Regions from separate parts of the Homo sapiens genome. Here region 2 is linked to region 1. Evidence: chromatin loops called from intact Hi-C (ENCODE). Cell type or tissue: B cell. All regions are shown on one strand. Links, peaks and the distances in the headings refer to the core of each region. The heading gives the core; the rest is flanking DNA. Region 1 overlaps OTUD5 (OTU deubiquitinase 5). Region 2 has its middle 7.9 kb from the start of WAS.

Region 1 (10,611 bases), core at 1,001-9,000:
GTAGAGACAGGGTTTCACCATGTTAGCCAGGCTGGTCTTGAACCCCTGACCTCAGGTGATCTGCCAGCCTCGGCTTCCCAAAATGCTGGGATTACAGGTGTGGGCCACCGTGCCCAGCCTCTTTGCAGTAATTCTGTAAATCTAAACCTGCTCTAAAATTAAGTTTATTTAAAAACAAAACAAAAAAGAACCCTATGTTGGAGGGTGTGTTGGTGTTAGGCTATGTGTTTCCGAAAATGAAGCAGGAGTACTTTGTGTTTGTAGAAGTGAAACCTGAATAGAAGATACCAAAATCCTCAGCAAATGACTGTAAGAGAGAGAGAGAGAAATGAATGAGAATCTATCGGTATGTGCTGGGAAAATGCACTGCCACCTTCTGAACACCTACTAGGCCCCAGGCCCAGTGGGAGGTGCTTTCTGTATCAGCCAAGCTGCCAGCCTGGAATACTTACAGAATCTGCCTAGATCACACAGCCAGTGAGTGGTGGGGCCAGGCCTGTACCCCATGTCTCTGTGACCATGGCTGTCTGTAACCACTATGATCCCAGGAGAAAGATCCATGCCAAGATGCCCAGAGCAAGCCCTGGCTCACTGCTCCAAAATAGGACTCCACATCCTAAAATGCCAGCCCTCAACGGGCACAAAAGATAGGTAAGCCAACTCAGACAGGCAAACCAAGACCAAAGAACAAGCCCTGAGAGATCACCTTAAGTAACTCCCTATTTTTTTTTTTTTTTTTGTAAGGGTGAGACCTCAGGGGAGAGAGGAGACAGGATATTTTTGTGAGTTAGGGGCAAAACAGACTCCAACAGAGGTTTCTGACCTCTATATCCAGCAGCCATTCTGGGCACAGGGACCCACTCACCCCTGGTTTGAATGATGGCAGGCCCAGCCCCACACCAATGGTGGCCTTGTTAGGATTCACCACTGAATTATAGTGGATATTCCGATGGTAGCTAACACGAATGGGTTCGTCCTCGTTTTGATGTATCCCATGGAATGTGTTGATGGGTTCTGCAGAGAAAGAGAAGGAGGGAGCATCCACAGCAGGCCAGGTTGGGCAGGCTCGAATGAGGCACCATCTTTCCCTCACCTACCCACTGCAGAAGTACCTGTGCTGTACTGGTACACCTCCACAGGACGGTTGTACATCTCTGCCATGGCCTGCATCTCAATGTGGTTGCCATGGCAATTGTTTTTCCGCTTCCTGTTAATGTAGGTGGTAAAGTCCTCTGTGACATAGTTGGAGAAGTAGTCGGCATTCTTCATCTGCAGAATAGATTGGAAGGTTAAGGTCTGTGTGGAGAAGAAATCCTCCCACCCTGCCCCTTCCCCAAAGGCCTCCATTTTCTCACCAGATAGTCCATGCAATGCTTTCGCACAACCTCATGCATGTCCTGGTCTCCATACACCTGGTCAGCTGTGGGGGCAGAAGAAAGCAGCAGCTAGGGTCAGAGATGCCAGAGAAGAGCTCTGAATCATAGAACATCCTTTGGGGAGGAGGAACTGGGGGACCAGGGAAATTCCCTTTTCTACCCCAAGGCCTGGAGAGTTCTTGCCCTTGTAGGCTAGAACGGGGTCATGGAAAAATATGGCAGGCAGGGCCAGACTTGAAGAACAAGAGAGTGCAGGTGAGAGGAACACATCCACAGGCCTCTTGGGCAGATGACTTTGTCTAGGGTACACGTGGCCACTCAGAGAAATCAACAACATTCTAAGTTCCACAGGTTGGCCTCAAATGCTATTGATTCCCACACCCCCTTTGCTTTCCACATGAGGAAACTGAGGTTCAGGGGGAGTTTGTGGTTTGTCCAAGGTCACAAAGAGTCAGTCTGTGACAGAGTCAACTCTGAATTCAGTTTTCCTGACTCCTACAAGTCAACATGGCCTTTGTAGGCTGAAAAAAAAGGGAACAAAGACAAAAAAAGGAAAGAAAAAAAAATGGGCTCCAAGCCCAGTTCTGCCAGATACTAGAGAGTTGAGTGACCAGAGGCAAGTGACCCAAGTGTTCTGAGCCTCATATACCTCATCTGTAAAATGGGAAAAAGAGGGATAACAGGCCAGGCGTGGAGGCTCACACCTGTTATCCCAGCACTTTGGGAGGCCAAGGTGGGCAGATCACTTGAGGTCACGAGTTCGAGACCAGCCTGGCCAACGTGGTAAAACCCCGTCTCTACCAAAAATACAAAAATTAGCCGGGCATGGTGGCGGGCGCCTATAATCCCAGCTACTTGGGAGGCTGAAGCAGGAGAATCGCTTGAACCCAGGAGGCAGAGGTTGCAGTGAGCCGAGATCATGCCACTGCACTCCAGCCTGGGCGACAGAGTAAGACTCTGTCTCAAAAAAAAAAAAAAAAAAAAAAAGGGATAACCAAATGGCAGGCCTTTTGTGGGGATTAAATGAGATAACGGGTATAAAATAACTACCACTGGGCTTGGGACAGAGTAGCCACAGAGTAAATCAGAATTCCTTCCTCCGTAGGGAGGCCTGAATGTGGGGTACTGTGAAGGTGACAGAGGTGAGTAAAATCCTGCCCCTACCTTCGGGGAGCACACAGTCTAGTAAAAGAGATAAGACACACATGCAACTAACTTTAGCTTAACTCAGGATGGGCAGCCTGTGGCCCGAATAGTCCAGGCGTCGTGAGATTTGGTCAAACTAAGGCGAGAAGGAAACACACTCCCTCTGCTTCGCTTGAGGATCTTCACACATGCCGTTCCTTCTCTTCAGGACGCTCCTTCCATCCTCGTCAGCTGCCTACTTCTCAAACACCAATGTGTTCTTTATTTATTTATTTATTTGAGACAAGGTCTCGCTCTGTCGCCCAGGCTGGAGTGCAGTGGCGCGATCATAGTTCACTGCAGCCTTGACCTCCTGGGCTCAAGCGATCCTCTCGCCTCAGACTCCCAAAGTGCCTGGATTACAGGTGTGAGCCACCGCGCCTGGCCCAACATGTTCTTTAATACAGTTCCCCACTACCCAGGACACCTCTATCACCAGATTTATCAAAGGTGTGCATAGACTTCTGCCCGACCACACTGGGCTCCCACAGAAGGCAAAGGGCAGTTCACACCAAAGTCCACCCCCAGCTCAGGGCCCGATACAGTAAAGGAAATCAGGAAAAGTTTACTGAGCAAATGGATAGGCTGGGTAAGCCAGGGAGCTCTTCTCCCTGTGAAATTAAAGTGGGCCTGAAGATCATGCAAGTCTGATTTCCACTGGTTTTGGGAATTTCCCTTTGTTTCCCCAGAGGACCACTGCTCTGATGGGATCTCCCTGGGGCATGGGGCTAGGGTCAGGTCACACAGGAACACTCCTGAGTTCTTCCCTGTCAGTCTACCTCTCTGAAGAACTGTCAGAAGAACACCTTCCCTGCCTTCCCCTTCCTACCCTGGAGTGTTCTGTGAGAAAGGCTACTCTGAGATAGAAAATAGGGCCCATGTTTGTCTCCAGTCCTCTTGGAGGTGAAGAGACCTGAAGGGTAAGGGGGTGTGGAGGTTGTGAAGGCGGGAAGGGGGGTAGCCCCTTCACCAATGTAAACAAGGATGTGGGTTCTGCGGCCACACTCTCCCCCGCCCTCCCCAGCGGCATTTCCAGCAAGTCACATGTCCTGCGCACAGGCTGGGGGCCCCCTGCTGCTGCCTTTCTTAGAAGCCAGGACCACAGAGCCCGCACAGTGAGCTACTTGGGGAGCTATTTCTGTAGACTGAGCTTGGGGTACTGGGAGGCAGTGCTGTTGGCAGCTGCAGTAAACAGGAACAAAGATGAGAATGAAGGGGTTAAATAGGGGTTGGCTGGCCAGGCTCAGAGAGATAGGCTGAGGTGCTGGAGAAAGCCCATCTCCTATGGAAAGGTCAACGGTCATTTCCAGGCCTGGGAGTTCTATCTTCAAGAGCTAGATGCCAGATGCAGGAAAATGGGGAAAGAGAGGAGACTGTGGAACAGGGAAGGGATCTGGGGGAAAACCCCCTGAGGGTCCCATTTCTCTGCCACTGACCCCTTTGCCTGGCAGAAAGGCTCTGCTGCCTCCTAGCTGTGTAGCAATGGATAAGGCCTTTAACCTCTCTAAGCTGAAATGTCCTCATGCATAAGGTGGAGACAGTAACTCCTCTTCCATCTGCTGGGTGTTGTCAAAACTACACAGGAGGTTTGCCAAGCACCTAAGGCACAGTAGGTGGTCAAGAAACAGGAACACAATTTGTCATGACGACAATGATTCCTTCATATGCTAGTTACCCACGAGTCAGCCAGAATGTTGCCATAACCACTTATGAAGCCCTTCCTCATTTCTGTTGCAATTCCTCAGCCAGAGGAAAGCCCCAAATGCAGACCTAGGATGCATGTCCTCTCCTGGCTCTCTACCTTTAGCGAAACCAAAGGTCCACAAGTCTACCTCTAGGCCGTTAGTTCTAACAAAACTTCAGCAGTTAAATTAATATCGAATTAACAATACAGGCTTCATAAAACAGGGTCCTAAAGTATGGACGAGTTATGACACTTCTTTACTTATCTGTAAAATGTAAAATACCACCTTCTCTCCTCAATCCTATGATGGCACTGATAGGTGATATGGTATAACATGTACCTAATCACAGCTTTTGAGGGGGGAAACACACCACACTGATTATAAGGTATACCCTAAGTTTGGAATCATTAACGTGGAAGAAAATATACATCTCCAAACCAAGGAAAACAGCAATAGTACTACCCCAACAAGGGAGAATAGAAGGATTTCTCCAATAATATAAGGCAGGAAAAGCATCTAAGCACAGAGCTAAACACATAGGAAGTACTCAACAAGAATTCATTTTTGGCCAGGTGTGGTGGCTCACGCCTGTAATCCCAGCAATTTGGGAGGCCGACGCAGGTGGATCACCTGAGGTCAGGAGTTCAAGACCAGCCGAGCCAACATGGTGAAACCCTATCTCTACTAAAAATACAAAAAATTAGCCAGGCAGGGTGGTGGATGCCTGTAATCCCAGCTATTTGGGAGGCTGAGGCAGAAAAATCGCTTGAACCCGGGAGGTGGAGGTTGCAATGAGCCAAGATCACACCACTGCACTACAGCCTAGGCAACAAGAGCGAAACTCTGTCTCAAAAAAAAAAAAAAGAATTCGTTTTTCTGACTTTCCTAGCTCCACCTCTGTCCTCCAGAAAGCCCTCCTCTTCCCAGAAGGCTGGCACACAGGGCTGGGGGCCAGGCTTGACTTCCCTGTGGAGGGGTCTGAGGTTGGGGGGATGACCTGCAGAGGTAGGGGAATTCAGAGAACTTGTTTTGATAGAAACTGAAACTCCTCCTCTTGCTGACGCTGCACTTGTGGGCAATCTGCACCTGTTCTCCCCTCCCAGAGGCCAGCTGGAAGGGGGTCCCCCACCATTCTACCTCTGTTCCCATCTCAAACAGGGCTCAGAAATCCTCAGTACAATACTACAATTGGTCCCACACCAAAGACTTTTCACACTCCAACTCATTCTATCCTTACCAAAACACTCTTACTTTACCCAGGAGACACAGAAATGTGGCAAAGCTTGCCTGGGATCACAGATTTAGGGGGAGTGAAGGGGAGGCCAGGCTCTCAAAGGGTAACTGCTGGCCCCAGCTGATATTACCACCTTCACCCCAATCCAGCCACCATCTTAGTCACCTTACTCCCTGGGGCAGGACCTGATCTTGTGTGCCTCAGTTTCCACACCAGCACAAGCAGGAATCAGCTAGAACCCAGGAAAGGCATGGGAGAGGGCAGAGATTATAGATATCAGGGGCTGCATCTCTCCCTAGGGCCACAGAGGCCAATATGAACCTTACCCTCCCCATACACACCCCACTTCTTTCCTTTTTCTGGACACACAGAGACACCAGTATAGAAATGCACATGTGTATACACATACAGCAGAGACTGCCAAAGATGCTCCCTGAGGCCAAATGCTCACCCAACAAATCCCACAACAGAGAACTATCACATTCAATGAGTAGATGCCCTTGCCACTTCAGGAAAGACTGAAGATGTGAGGCTCTATAAACTGAGGGACCCCCTACCCCACCAACCTCCTTCCTGGCCTCTGGCAGGGTAGGTGGAGGGCAGGGGAAATAACCAAGAGCTCTAACAGACTAGCCTCAACCTCTCTCCTCTGTTGCCCGGGGGAAGTCCTTATGTAACTAATGTAATGTAACCAATAATGTACCCAGATTTATGTTAAGAAGCAAGACATGAGAGCCTGGATTATCTTCCTATAGGGTCCTACCATTTGCTTTAGAGACATCTGAGAACTGCCTACTCCCCAGGTAGCTGCCTGCCTCCCAGAAGAGCCACAGCAAGTTCCGCTAAGGGCAAAAAAGGAAGCTAGGTGTCTACAGGGAACCTAAAAACAAACCACACTAACGTGTGTACACACAGCTGCAGAGGGAGACAGGGACCTGGTCTGCTCCCCACTACCCTCCTGGTCCAGTGGGAACCCTGGCCCCACTGAGAACCAATCTCCTGAGGAGATGAGCCAGGACAAAGGTCTCACTTGCCTGTCAAGCAGCTGTGGTGTGACCTGGTCTGTAGCCCCAACTACCCCAACTAGCATACCCTCAGTGGGAGAGACAGAACTCATCCCACTGGATAGTCTGGTTCCTGAGATGTGTGCTCCTCTGCTCAAGGATTCCCACTGCAAGGATGAGAAACCTGAAGGATACACGGGAGAGGCTGAAGGAAGCTGGTGTACAGGAAATGGCCCGTGGGAATCTTCTTTCTGTGGCCTGGTTCAACCTCAAATACCAATGTTCTGACACTGGTTGTATGACCTAGATAGGGTAGGGTCTTGGCTTTCTCTTGAGGCCTCAGTTTCCCCATTTATAAAACAATCAAAATTGATCTCAGATCCATCCCTCCTAGTGCTGATGTTCCAAGACCAAAAGGCCCAGAAGAGTGGGCCTAGCTAATGTTTCTGGGCCTCATCGTGGTAACATGCACAGCCCTTGCCACTCCCCCATGGCCCATGTAGAAACAACCATGTGGCCTTCACTCTGCCCACAGAAGCTAGCACCAGGACCCTGGTCAGGGTTAGAGGTTTCTGCTGAGTCAAAGCCACATGGAGGGAGGGAGCAAGGGAGAGATGCAGAGTCATGTTTCCAGGAGGAGGTTATCTGAGCATAACAGGGACAGGGTGGGCCACAGGATACCTCTGAGGCTCAGGTTCCCACCTCCACTCCACCCAAGCCTTCAATGATGCTCATGAATCCCCAATAAGAGGAGGTGGGAGAGAACTGAGCGCAAGCAATGGATATTGCTTAACTCAGGGGAACCAATGGCAGGCAGGCAGCTACCTGGGGAGTAGGCAATTCTCAGAAGTCTCTAAAGCAAATGGTAGGACCCTATAGGAAGATAATCCAGGGGAACAGAAGGCAGAAAGCCACCTGCCTCAAGACTCCCAACAACAGAGGGCCACGTGCTCCTACTTGGAGGAGGTAAGGTCCAGAGAAGTCAAGGAACACAGCCAAGGTCATCCAGCCAGTTGACAACCAAGCTAAGAAGCTAAGGATCCTAGGATCATAAAAAGAATGTGTCCTGGCCGGATGCGGTGGCTCATGCCTATAATCCCAACACTTTGGGAGGCCAAAGCGGGTGGATCACAAAGTCAGGAGTTTGAGACCAGCCTGACCAACATGGTGAAACCCCATCTCTGCTAAAAACACAAAAATTAACCAGGTGTGGTGGTGCACGCCTGTAATCCTAGCTACTCAGGAGGCTGAGGCAGAAGAATCACTTGAACCCGGGAGGCAGAGGTTGCAGTGAGCCGAGATCACGCCACTGCACATTCCAGCCTGGGCGACAGAGGGAGACTCCATCTCAAAAAAAAAAAAAAAAAAAAAAAAAAAAAAAAAAAAAAGAATGCGTGTCCTTTGGACACCTCTGGGTTCCCAGGCCAGCTCTGGCTAATGGCCCTGAGCATGTCATTTCCCTTTCTATGCTTCAATCTTTTCACCTGTCTCATGGGATAATGATCCAAGTTTTGCAGTGAGCCTGAAGCACCCAGCTGAATGCCTAGCACACAGCAGGGGTCAAGGAAACAGTGCCCTCTATGTTTGCAGCCCCCGCCCAACTCCAACTCTCTGCTCCACGTTCCTTCCACTATTCAACACATGGCAGGAAGTCAGCCTGTAGGGCTTCACACTACAGTCTAAGCTGACTGCCATCTGTCCCCATCCAGGCGAGGCTGGAAACGGGGGCAGCAAAAAGCCCAGGGACAAAGTCCCCTTCCCAGGCACATGTATTATGCACTCTGCACCAAGGAAACCTCCAGATAAGGTCTAGAGACCAAGGGCCATGTACTTCGGGGGAGAGGCCAGAGGACTTCTGAGGTTTTACAGAGAAAAGCCAAAGGCAGCCCAGTCAGGGGAAATGTGTAGCCATAGTGCCGATAAGGAAAGGCCTTCAACCTGCCCTGGTCAGCTCTTCCTGTAAGTAGAGGCCCCTTACTGAAGGCCCCAGTGGGAGGAAGGGTCGGGAGTATTTGGGGAGAACAGCTAGATACATATAGACACACACACACACACAAATACTGCTCTTGATACGAGTTACTACAACAAGCCAGGTCCTCACTAGCTAGCCCCAAGGGTCGGGGGTATTTGGGGAGAACAGCTAGCTAGATACACACACACATACACACACACACACACACACACACACACACACACACAGAGAACAGCTAGCTAGATACACACACACACACACACACACACACACACACACACACGGCTCTTGATATGAGTTACTACACAAGCCAGGTCCTCACTAGCCAGTCCCAAGGCTTACCCTCAATGACTGCCCAAGACTCAGATGCCCGCTGCATTCTCTAATCCTAACTCCACCAGAAGCCCTGCTTACCCCACATCTAGCCTGAGGTCTCAACACAGGGCCTAGCACCTAACAGGCCCCCACCTATTCTTTCTTTGCCTTTCTTTTGTCCAAGATGCCCCGAAACCCAGCTCTTCCTCTGGGAAACATCCCAGGGAAAACACAAACTTGAGCCAGAGGGGTAGGAGGGATAAGTTTTTTCCCAGTCCAATAGAGCCCATTGCCTGAGCCTCTTCTGCTTGGCAGAATAGAGAGGAGACCATTCACTCCACCCTTTCAACAAACACATGTGACTCTGAGGCACCAGTGAAAATGGCATCTGGGTTTTACAAATGCTACTGTTCCATGAGGGTCTACTATATGTGTCAGGCACTAAAGGGATTTACCAAAGCAACTTCATTAAATCGTTACAGCATTAGGGTCTTTTAGCCCCATTTTACAGATGAGGAAACAGCCTCAGGAAAGAAGAGCTGCTTGCCTAAGGTCATACCAAGAATCAGTTGTGCAGCCAGGGATGGAGCCTAAAACACCCCAGCCCACCAGTAGACATGGGGGGTACCCACAGACGGAGAGAATAGCAGACCAAGAAGGAACTCAAAGAGGCATTGAGAATCAACACCATTTCACAGACGGGAAGACCAAGGCCAAGTGTCACAGCAGTTATGAGTCAGGGCCAGAACTAGAAGGTAGGTCTTCTGACTCCCAGCTCAAAGCTCCTATCAGAGGGCACTTTTCCTTGGTAGATATCAGAGAACCACAGGGAGGATCAGGTCACATTCCCAGCTTCCCCTTCACCCTAGCACAGGACCTCACAACTACTTGTTGGGTCACAGATTCAGAGCCAAAATGGCCTCAAAGATCTAACTCAGACTGGATAACAGATGGTATTAAGGCATTATTAATTCTGTTAGGTGCAGTAATGGCATTTTGATTATGTTAAAAAGAAGAGAGTAAGTCTGTATCTGTCAGAGAAACATACAGAAATATTTATGAATGAAATGATCCAATGTCGGGGTTTTGCTTTAAAAATACTCTTCTTTCAGGGGAGTGAGAAAGAGTGGGCGGGATAGTGATGAAACAAGGCTGGCCACGTATTGACTATTTTGAAGCTGGATGATGGGTACATGAGGGTTCATCATTCTCTCTACTTTTATATAAGTTGAAAAAAAATTCTATGATATAAGAAATTTGTAAAGATCTAGTCTGATAGCCCCCATACACACAGATTGAGGAACAGAGACCCGCAACACACCAGAGATGGGATCTGGGTATAAACCTAGGGGTCATACAGCCCAGGGTGGCAGCAGTATGCTATGGTTAAGAGCATGGGCCTCAGACTAATCTAACCCAGACACTGAATCCCAACTCTACCACTTATTATTTCACTCCAGACAAGTCACCCACCATCTCTGAGCCACTTTTCTCATCTGACAAATGGAAGCAACAGTAGTCCCTACACTCACCTAGCTTAGAGGGGAATCAAAGAGGTTTCCTGTAGCACCTGACAATGTGTCCCAAAGGATATTATTTTCTTTATCATTCTTCTTGCTGTTATTATGCATATTAATCTTGCACCACTACAATGTCTCAAGACCCACGGCTAGAGGTCAGATACCAACTTGAGGCTGGAGCCTAGAGTCCCTAAAAGATTAGCTAGCTCTGCCTCAACCCTGTCTCAGGGGCTATTCCTGATAACTGGGACACAGCTTAGGGGCAGCCCTAGGCCCTTAAGGACTAAGGCAGAGACTCACCTACAGCCCGGAAGAGACAG
Region 2 (10,611 bases), core at 1,647-9,646, 260 kb before region 1:
GACATGGCTCCATGATCCATAGGAACACACGTGTCTGTGTGTGTATGCATATAATGTACACACATCTGTTTGTCCGAACAACGGCCATATAAAGATTGTGTAACTGTCAAGAGCCTTTCCAGCTCATTAGATGGGTTCCTGGACATCTCTTAACTCTGTGGTTCAGCTTTCCCCCTGCAAAGTGGAGATGTATTTCAGTTTCCTATTTCAGTGAAAGTTTAGAAGAATTATCGTGACATCATTTTCCTGAATGACAAATGTCCACTTAGCTGCAGGGAATTCCTTCTAGGAAACTGAAGATCAAAAATTGAAAATTTATATTACAAAGCAATATTAAGATGTACGCCTTTTTTTTTTTTTTTGAGATGGAGTCTTACTCTGTAGCCTAGGCTGGAGTGCGGTGGCACAATCTTGGCTCACTGCAACCTCTGCCTCCCGGGTTCAAGCAATTCTCCTGCCTCAGCCTCCTAAGTAGCTGGGATTACCGGCGCACACCACCACACCTGGCTAATTTTTTTTTTGAGATGGAGTCTCGCTCTGTCACCCAGGCTGGAGTGCAGTTTCACAATCTCGGCTCACTGCAAGCTCCGCCTCCCAGGTTCACACCATTCTCCTGCCTCAGCCTCCCGAGTAGCTGGGACTACAGGCGCCCGCCACCACACCCGGCTAATTTTTTGTATTTTTAGTAGATATGGGGTTTCACCGTGTTAGCCAGGATGGTCTCAATCTCCTGACCTCGTGATCTGCCCGCTTCGGCCTCCCAAAGTGCTGGGATTACGGGCGTGAGCCACCACGCCCAGCCACACCTGGATAATTTTTGTATTTTTAGTAGAGATGGGGTTTCACCATGTTAGCCAGGCTGGTCTCCATCTCCTGACCTCGTGATCTGTCCGCCTTGGCCTCCCAAAGTGCTGGGATTACAGGTGTGAGCCACCGCGCCAAGCCAGGGTTTTTGTTTTTGAGACAGGGTCTTGCTTGGCTGCCCAGGCTAGACTCCAGGGACACAATCATGACTCACAGCAGCCTCGAACTCCCAGACTAACATGATCCTTCCACCTCAGCCTCCTGAGTAGCTGGGACCACAGGCATGCACCACGATGCCCAGCTAATTATTTTTTAATTTATACTTTGTAGAGATGGGGGTCTTCCCATGTTGCCCAGGCTGCTCTCAAACTCCTGGGCTCAAGCGATCCTCCTGCTTCAGCCTCCCAAAATGCTGAGATTACAGGCATAAGCCATCGCACCTGGCCTGTATTTTTTTTTTTTTAAGAGATGGGGTTGGCTGGGCACAGTGGCTCACGCCTGTAACCCCAGCACTTTGGGAGGCTGAGGTGGGTGAATCACGAGGTCAGGAGATCAAGATCATCCTGGCTAACATGGTGAAACCCTGTTTCTACTAAAAATACAAAAATTACCCAGGCGTAGTGTCACACACCTGTAGTCTCAGCTACTCGGGAGGCTGAGGCAGAAGAATCGCTTGAACCTGGCAGGCGGAGGTTGCAGTGAGCTGAGATCATGCCACTGTACTCCAGCCTGGGCAACAGAGCGAGACTCCATCTCAAAAAAAAATAAAAAGAGAGACGGGGTCTTGCTGTCACCCAGGCTAGAATGCAGTGGTGCAATGATAGTTCACTGCAACCTCCAACTCCTGGGCTCAAGGAATACTCCTACCACAGCCTCCCAAGTAGCTGGGACTACAGGCATGTGCCACCGCACCCCGCCAATTTTTTTTTTTTTTAGTGGACACAGGGTCTTGCTATGTTGCCCAGGCTAGCCTCAAACTCCTGGCCTCAAGTGATTATCTTGCCTTGCCTCCCAAAGCACTGGGCTTACAAGCATGAGCCATGGTGCCCAGCAATATAATAATACTGTACTAGAGAATGTTTTTGAAAATCTTCAGCAAAAATGATACTTCTTTGTATGAGGAGAGATTTCCAGCCACTTAGTGCCAACAAGTTCCTGATGGAGATTACAATTTAACATTATGGGTTTGGTTTTGAGACCAACTGAAAATTCCAACTACTCTTTGGCAATAGAAAGAATTTTGTAATAGACTGAGCAAACATATCAAAACAGGTGATTTTTGACTGGGCGTGGTGGCTCATGCCTGTAATGCCACCACTTTGGGAGGCTGAGGTGGGCGGATCACCTGAGGTCAGGAGTTTAAGACCAGCCTGGCCAACATGATGAAACCCTGTCTCTTCTAAAAATATAAAAAATTAGGTGGGCATGGTGGCGGGTGCCTGTCATCCCAGCCACTCAGGAGACTGAGGCAGGAGAATTGCTTGAACCTGGGACACGGAGGTTGCAGTGAGCTGAGATCGCGCCATTGTACTCCAACCTGGGCAACAAAAGTGAAACTCTGTCTCAAAAAAAAAAGAAGGGCTGGGCGCAGTGGCTTATGCCTGTAATCCCAGCACTTTGGGAGGCCAAGGTGGGTGGATCACCTGAGGTCAGGAGTTCGAGACCAGCCTGGCCAACACGGTGAAACCCCATCTCTACTAAAAATACAAAAATTAGCTGGGCATGGTGGTGTCCATCTGTAATCCCAGCTACTTGGCAGGCTGAGGGAGGAGAACGCTTGAACCCAGGAGGCAGAGGTTGCAGTAAATCGAGATCATGCCACTACACTCCAGCCTGGGCGACAGAACGAGACTCCGTCTCAAAAAAAAAAAAAAAAAAATTAGCACCTTCACATTGGTTATTCACACTAATTAGGCATTCAAATTGTATACCATCACTTGCCCACAGTATACCTTGTAGAGACACTTACTTGGTGAAAGTTCATAATTGCTTTAAAAAACTTTTTTGAATTTCCAGTAGTTATCACCACAATTTCTAAGACAAGAAAGGCTGTTGTGTCATCAGGGTTGGTTTCTGGTGAGGCCTCTCTCCTTAGCTTTCAAACGGCTGCCTTCTTGCTGTGTGGCCTCACATGGTCTTTTCCCCGTGCATGAGCGTCCATCACGTCTCTTCTTATAAGGACACCAGTCCTATTGGATTAGGACCCTCCTTTTATGACCTCATTTAACCTGAATTACCTCCCTAAAGGCCCTATCTCAAATACAGTCACATCTGGGGTTAGATCTTCAATATATGAATTAAGGGAGGGGAGACACAATTCAGTCCATAGCACCCCCTTTGCAAACAATCTACCCCAAATGCATCTAGTGATACACAAGATGTTTTACTCCATTTACTTGCTTTGATTTCAGTACATGGTTTCTTCTGGGAAAATAAAATCTTTGGGATGAAGAAAGTGGTCCAAAAGCTGGCTGGACCTCTATGGCTACTAACTGCCCTATAGGCTGGCATCTGTTTTTACTCTTTGTGAAACCTAAACCTACAGTAGGTTGTTCAGGGATACTACAAGTAAGTATTCAGAGAAATCTTGGCTCACTGTAACCTCCGCCTCCCAGGTTCAAGCGATTCTCCTGCCTTAGCCTCTCCAGTAGCTGGGATTACATGCCCGGCTAATTTTTTAATTTTTAGTAGAGACAGGGTTTCGCCATGTTGGCCAGGCTGGTCTCAAATTCCTGACCTCGGGTGATCTGCCCACCTCAGCCTCCCAAAATGCTGGGATTATAGGCGTGAGCCACTGCGCCCGACCCAGAGTTTCACTCTTGTTGCCCAGGCTAGAGTGCAATGGCGCAATCTCTGCTCACTGCAAACTCCGCCTCCCGGGTTCAAGCAATTCTCCTGCCTCAGCCTCCCAAGTACCTGGAATTACAGGTGCTCGCCACCATGCCTGGCTAATTTTTGTATTTTTAGTAGAGACGGAGTTTCACCATCTTGGCCAGGCTGGTCTTCAACTCCTGCCCTCAGGTGATTCGCCCACCCTGGCCTCCCAAAGTGCTGGGATTACAGGCGTGAGCCACTGCGCCCAGCCAGTTAATAACTTTTTAAAGCTTCCATGAGCAACTTACATCACTCACACATGCTATGCTAACACTACGTATATGTACATATTTATCACCTAATCTTCTGAAAACTCAATTGATCATAAGATTATAAACACACATACTGCATTTTTCCCTAAGTTGCCAAACTTAGTCTCCTCCCCCCACCAACCCCCACCAAAAAAACTCTTTCTCTTCAAGTTGCCATAATAAAGGTCTAAAATGGGGTTGATGATGGTGATAAAATCCTTACTATTTAAATGGCTACTGATTTATAAGGCAAGCTATATTTATTGGAATGTGGGATTCTTTTTAGCATTTTATTCTATTCAAATAGGCTTTTTCTTTTATTCATAAGCTAAAGATTTTCTTTTCTTCCCTCTTGCCTTCTTTAATTGTATTACTTTTGTTTGTGTTTCTCTAAAAGAGGTTATATAGTTTATTCTGTTTGACTATACCATATTACAACCATTAGGGCAAGATCCCAAAGAAAAACAATGCACCTCTCACCTCCTACGGCGCCTGCGCAGAGGTACTAAAGTGAAGTATGCATGTTACAAGGCCAGCCACCCTCAGAAACATTCAATGATGACTAAATGCTCACACTTTATCTGAACCTTTGATGTGTTGTACCCAGCTCTCTAATCCTCTGCACACGATCTTCCTCGGGACAAGACCTGATACAAAGATCAGTGTGTGTTTTCAGCAGTGGAGGCAGCACTGGGCTCTTTGAGTTTCCAAGCTAATTAAGGGAAATTTGTCCCAGTTGGTGAAGGCAGATGCCTTAGGGGTCAGTCTTCCTAACATTTTGGGCACCAAGTTAAAAAATCAACAGTCCCCCTTCCCTTCATCATGTGACTTACCCCAGGGCAATGAATTGGGTCCCCTCTGCTCCATCCCTATAAATCATACATTTATACATACTGTTACATATTTTATTCATTTATTTGTGAGACATAGTCTTGCTGTGTCACCCAGGCTGGAGTGCAGTGGCGCAATCTCGGCTCACTGCAACCTTCGCAACCCGCGTTCAAATGATTCTCCTGCCTCCGCCTCCCGAGTAGCTGGGACTACAGGCGTGCACCACCATGCCCGGCTAATTTTCGTATTTTTAGTAGAGACGGGGTTTCACCATGTTGGCCAGGCTGGTCTCGAACTCCTGGCTTCAAGTGATCTGCCCACCTCGGCCTCCCAAAGTGCTGGGATTACAGGCGTCAGCCTCCGCGCCCAGCCTTGTTACATACTTTCATAATGCTTGTAATATATACTTCTATTTCAACTTACATAAACATGAAATGTAAAAATTTCAATCTGTAAAGAGGTAAGTGGCTACCTCACCTACGATGTGGTAAATAAGACGTGTCAACGCAGCCATCCTGCCCCAGCCGACCAGACCTTAATGCTCCAAAACCATCCGTTTGCGCCTGGAAAACTGAGGAAAGTGTTTATTCCCTTACACACGCTTCGCCAAAGGCCCTGGCACGTAGGGCTTTTTCACTGCTGCGAACGTTAGACCGGCCTGTGATAAGGAGTACAATTAATCTAACTTTGGTATACTATATCCAGAGACCACAGGGGGCTCGCTCTGCGATTTATGGTGCGAGGAGGACCAGACACCCCCTGTGCCCGTCCTACTCCTGCAGATCAAACTCACAGCCACACTTTTCGGAATGAGAAACTGGACAGTAAATGAACGCAAGAACCATGGTGCCCAGGCAGAGAACCCCGCTGGGTTTGCTACGAAGGTTGCGGTGGAGGCGCCCAGTGCACCAGGCGCCAAGGCCCGGTATGTGACCTCACTAACCTCCGCCAGCGCGCACCCTGTCCTGCCCCTTCTCGGGCCAACAACCCCACACGACGCAGCGGTGTGAGAACCAGCAACCGGAACCGCAAAAGCACGGCTTTCCCGGAGCCCGGGCTCTGGACTGGCACCCACTGCGCATGCTCCAGAGCGGCGACCAATGGGAGCCCGGCGCGCAGGGACGGAGGCGGGCCCGGGCCGCTACCGAGAAGCACAGGGACCCGACTTCAGTCATCGACCAATCAGAGCTCACAGCCCCCCACACCCCCTCCCCCCCGGCCCTGAGCCAATTGCCAGCTCGTGTGCGGGAGGGCCGGGTCAAGACTAAGTCAAAGGAGGAGAGGGCAACGCGGTGGGCAGGAGAGAGGCCAACGGCCGCCCGGGGCGAGGGGAGCCGGTAGGACGGGACCAGGACTGGCCGACCCGGCCCCGCGCGGGGAAGGGGGCGCCTTCCTCCCACAACACAAAACGGTGCGCCCGGGTTGGCCGCCCCTCCCCAGTGGTGCGGCCCCGGGTGGACGCTTCCGTGCGCGCGTCCATGCCCAGCCATTGCGGGCTGCGGGCTCCAAGGGTCGCACACGCTGGAGAGTGCAGGTTGCCGGGTCCACCCACAGGGCTGTAGACACCCCTAGGGTCACACAGACAAGGCTCTGGACACCCACAGGGGCACACACATTGGGGAGTGGGCACTCCTGGGCTCACAAAGACTGAGGCGCAGGAAGGTAGGGCGCGCCCGCCCAGAGGGAGTTGGTGGTGGCTGAGGGTGAGGGCAAGGTAGGGACTGGGAGGAGACTTCTGGTTCCCTGGTTGGTCCTGGTGGGGCCTGACTGGGCCAGGGTTTTCCTGTGCAGGTGCGGGGAGTAGGGCGGGGTCTCTGGTTGGCGGGGAGGGCTCCAGGAGCCTGTCCCAGCCCTGGGGGTGTCTGGCTGAGCCCCACAGAAGGGAACTCTGAGATGGGCTTTGCAGCAGGGGAAAGAAAAGGGAGGTCGCGCATACTGGCTTCCTGACCATCCACCAATGGTGGTGGAACCTGGAAGCCTGAGGGAGGAAGGTGAGGAGGCGCTTGAGGGAGGGGGGAATCTAGGCGTCAGGGATGATAGTTCATTGATCCAAGTTACTCAGCTATTTCATAGAAACGGCAACAGTAATGAATAATTATAACACGTGCCAAGCTCTCCTGATCACTTTACACAAATCATCTCACTGCATCTTCACAACAACCTTAACTACTATTATCATCTTCGCGTTCTGGATGAGAGACCTGAGGCCCTGTAGAGGTTACCAGAAGGCACACAGCTGAGAAGCGCCAGGGCCAGGGCAAGGGTCAGGCTGTGCACTCTGGACTCTGTGTTCTGACCACTGCGTCATTGACTCTACAGATGTCTCTGCTTTCTGTGCTCACCCTGTCCTCATTCCGCCCCCGGCAGGACAGAGGGCCCCTGAAGCATCCATTTGCCCACAGCGTCAGTGAACTGTGTAGAACTCTCTGTGCAAGGGAGCTGGCCCCTGCGCACCCTGAGTCGTTTTTCTTCCCTGGCTCCCCACGCAGGGGCAGTGAACAGAGGAGAGGGAAGCCTTGTTGGAAGAGGGCAGTAAATCACAGCATAGCTATCCAGACTGCAATTATTTACTTAGTGCATTCAGGGTCTTGTGCTAGGTGGTGGGGATACCGCACTGAACCAGACAGACAAGGGTCCTGTTCCTGCCTGCCCTCGGGGTGTGTTTTGGGAATTCCTCCTTGAGGGTGCTTTGGCATTGAATGGGCAGAGGTCTGGTGCTGGGGGGCTGTCCCACACCAGCAAGACTTGTAATGTACATGAATGTGAATGTCATTTCAGGATAGTAAAAGGAGGCCTCCAAAAATGTTTCTTATTAAAAGGGAGCATTGGGTCTGAGGGTTGGGAAATGATATTTCCTTAGGTCAGGCCTGTCCCAGGAAGCAACCCTCAGTCAGGGATACGGAGGACCATGAAGATAGTACGGTGAGGGGAGGAGGAAGATACAGCAACGTAAATTTTGCCATCTTGGCCTCAGTTTGGTTTTAAAGGACAGCAGTTGGACCCTCCCCATGCCTAGGTCTCCTGCATGGATTCAGTCAGTGGTGGCCCAGGTGTGGAAGACACCCCCCATGTCTTATTACCTACTCTGGGCTTGGGGTGTGGTGATCAGGACCTTGTAGTCAATATCTTCCCAACAAGAAGCAAAATAAGAACAAGATATAAACAGGAGGTGATTCATCTGGTGCCCCTAGGGGTTGGAGGGGAAGGTGATGGGGTCCATCCTGGTTCTTGGGGGTTCCTGGTGTTTGCTGTATTACTGTGAAGTAAATTAACACTTCTGCTGTGTGAACTGGCTTGCATTAGACCAACTCTCCTGCTGAGAGCAACCAGAAAAGCTGGATTAAAGTTCCTGTTTTTGTTTTTGAGTCTATTTGAAGGCCCAGGAGAGCAAATTATCTTTGAGGTCATCACCTCACCAAGTACTGGCATCCAGTGCAGAACAGCAAGAGTTGATGAGAACATCAGACTAGAAGAACGGAGTGAAAAAAATTTAAATTTTTTTTAAAAAGAGTTTGTGGATACATATAAACGTAATAAACCAGCTCCAAATTATTGATGCCAGTCAATGGAGTAATCAAAAAATATGAATATGAAAAGTGATACTAAAATGATTAGTAAATCACTATAGTCTATAATGGGAAAACTCATTCTATTAGGGACTAAAATAACAAAAATGTGCTTTAAGTTTTTCTTTCTTTTTTTTTTTTCAAGAGCCGACGTCTTGTTCTGTTGCCCAGGCTAGAGTGCACTGAGGCAATCACAGCTCACTGCAGCCTCGATTTCCTAGGCTCAAGCAATCATCCCGCCTCAGCCTCCCCGACTACAGGCATATGCCACCACACCCAGCTAATTTTTAAAAAACTTTTTGTAGAGATGGGGTTTTGCTATGTTGCCCAGGCTGGTCTCAAACTCCTGGGCTCAAGCGATCCACCTATCTTGGCCTCCCAAAATGCTGGATTACAGGGGTGAGCCACCACGCCCAGCCTGCTTCAGGTTTTTTTGTTTTGTTTTGTTTTGTTTTTTAGAGAAAAATATACATTTTACACTTGTCTGCTACTTAGAAATAAGAACAGGAAATATACAACTTTAAAAAATTCATTCTCATACCTTGGTAACGAAATATCCACCTTTAAATGTTAATTTATAAAACAACCAGCACAACCAGCAAGGCTGTTGTGGCTCACACCTGTAATCCCAGCACTTTGGGAGGTGGAGGAGGGCAGAATGCTTGAGCCCAGGAGATTCAGACCAGGCTGGGCAACATAGTGAGACCCCATCTCTACAAAAAATATGATAATTAGCGAGGCATGGTGGTGCACACCTGTAGTCCCAGCTACTTGAGAGGCTAAGGCAGGAGGATCCCTTGAGCCCAGGAGGTCGAGGCTGTATTGAGCCGTGATTGCACCACTGCACTTCAGCCTAGGCAGCAGAGTGAGACTTTGTCTCAAAAATAAATAAATAGTTAAATAAAACAACCAGCAGCTGCTCTGCCTATGGAGTAGTCATTTTTTATTCCTTTACTTTCTTAATACATTTGCTTTCACTTTATTCTATGGACTTGCTCCGAATTCTTTCTTGTGTGAGATCCAAAAACCCTCTCTTGGGTCTGGATCAGGACCCCTTTCCGGTAACATCTTCCTGGTGAACCACGAAGGGATGATACTGAGGAGACCCTCGACCCAAAGGAAAAAGACTGCAGCACTGATTGGCCAACTTTGGACTGACCCTGCTTATTCCTGTGAACCAATCAGTGACCTGTGACGGCTCCTCAGAAGAAACAAGAGGGATGGACAACACCTTTTGTTGGAGCTCAGTTATGAGTGGCTCAGTTATGACTGAGCTCCCTTCTACCCTGAATACAAGAGACCCTAATAGGCAGGAATATCATCGCCCCTATTCCTCCTGAAGAAGTTACAGAAGATGAATCTTCCTCCCTCTAAACCGTTAGGATTAAGGGTTTCCTTGTAAAAGGGAAGGGCAAATATGTCAGAGGCGTTTGAACCAGAGTGATTCTATCTTGAATAGGGGCTGGGTAAAATAAGGCTGAGACCTACTGGGCTGCTCCTGGGCTACTCCCAGGAGGTTAGGCATTCTAAGTCACAGGATGAGATAGGAGGTCAGCACAAGATACAGGTCACAAAGATCTTGCTGATAAAACAGGTTGCAGTAAAGAAGCTGGCTAAAAGCCACCAAAACCAAGACAGCAATGAAAGTAACCTCTGGTCTTCCTAACTGCTCATTATACACTAATTATGATGCACTAGCATGCTAAGAGACACTTCCACCAGCGCCATGACAGTGCCATGGCAACATCAAGAAGTCACCCCACATGGTCTAAAAAGGGGAAGAACCTTCAGTTCCCGGAATTGCCCACCCCTTTCCTGGAAAACTCATGAATAATCCACCCCTTGTTTAGCATATAATTAAGAAATAACTGTAAGTATCCTTAGTCCAGCAGCCCAAGCTGCTGCTCTGCCTATGGAGTAGCCATTCTTTATTCCTTTACTTTCTTAATAAACTTGCTTTCACATTAAAAACAACAACAACAACACCAACAACCAGCAAATATATCAGAGGCTTAGCATCCCCTATTCAAGGGGACAGTTCTGGAGGCCGAGAAAGAAGTAGAAAGGTGGAGAATAAAAGACACAAAGGAGCAGAAGAATTTTATCTTGGCCTCCATGTGGCACCTCACAGCTTGGGAACAACAATTTCTCTCATAATTTTCCTCAGCTCCACCACTCACAAGCTGTGTGACCTCGGGCAAGGCACCCAAGCTCCTCTGGGCCTCAGCTTCCCAGTCAGTACAATGGGGTAACAGTAGTGCTTACGTTTTTTGTGTTTTTTTTTG

The links. Peaks named below come from ENCODE experiments on the same cell type or tissue, not always from the same donor. Only the 100,000 strongest peaks of a DNase experiment are listed, where the experiment ranks them.
Region 2: it touches region 1 in a loop (2.3-fold over the local background); 2 of 110 quality-filtered maps call a loop at or near these places.

Annotation. Positions count from the first base shown.
Region 1 is chrX:48,933,599-48,944,209 of GRCh38, forward strand. It overlaps OTUD5 (OTU deubiquitinase 5), which reads right to left. Exons shown (of 9, transcript NM_001136157.2): 2 at 10,592-10,611; 3 at 1,356-1,420; 4 at 1,113-1,269; 5 at 866-1,014. Among named protein-coding and RNA genes, the nearest start is that of OTUD5, 19 kb to the right of the region's middle. RefSeq lists enhancers at 3,362-4,135, 5,017-5,516, 5,527-5,576, 6,707-6,966 and cis regulatory regions at 6,531-7,681, 6,856-7,356, 7,771-8,971, 8,110-8,646. In B cell, for the core only: a CTCF peak has its summit at 4,025; DNase peaks (open chromatin) are centred at 3,593, 4,183, 5,293 and 6,323; H3K4me3 peaks cover 4,136 bases; H3K27ac peaks cover 7,600 bases.
Region 2 is chrX:48,670,578-48,681,188 of GRCh38, forward strand. It overlaps a transcript of WAS not described here. Among named protein-coding and RNA genes, the nearest start is that of WAS, 7.9 kb to the right of the region's middle. RefSeq lists a silencer at 5,867-6,296. In B cell, for the core only: no CTCF peak of the experiment used is centred there; a DNase peak (open chromatin) is centred at 5,854; H3K4me3 peaks cover 1,747 bases; H3K27ac peaks cover 1,388 bases.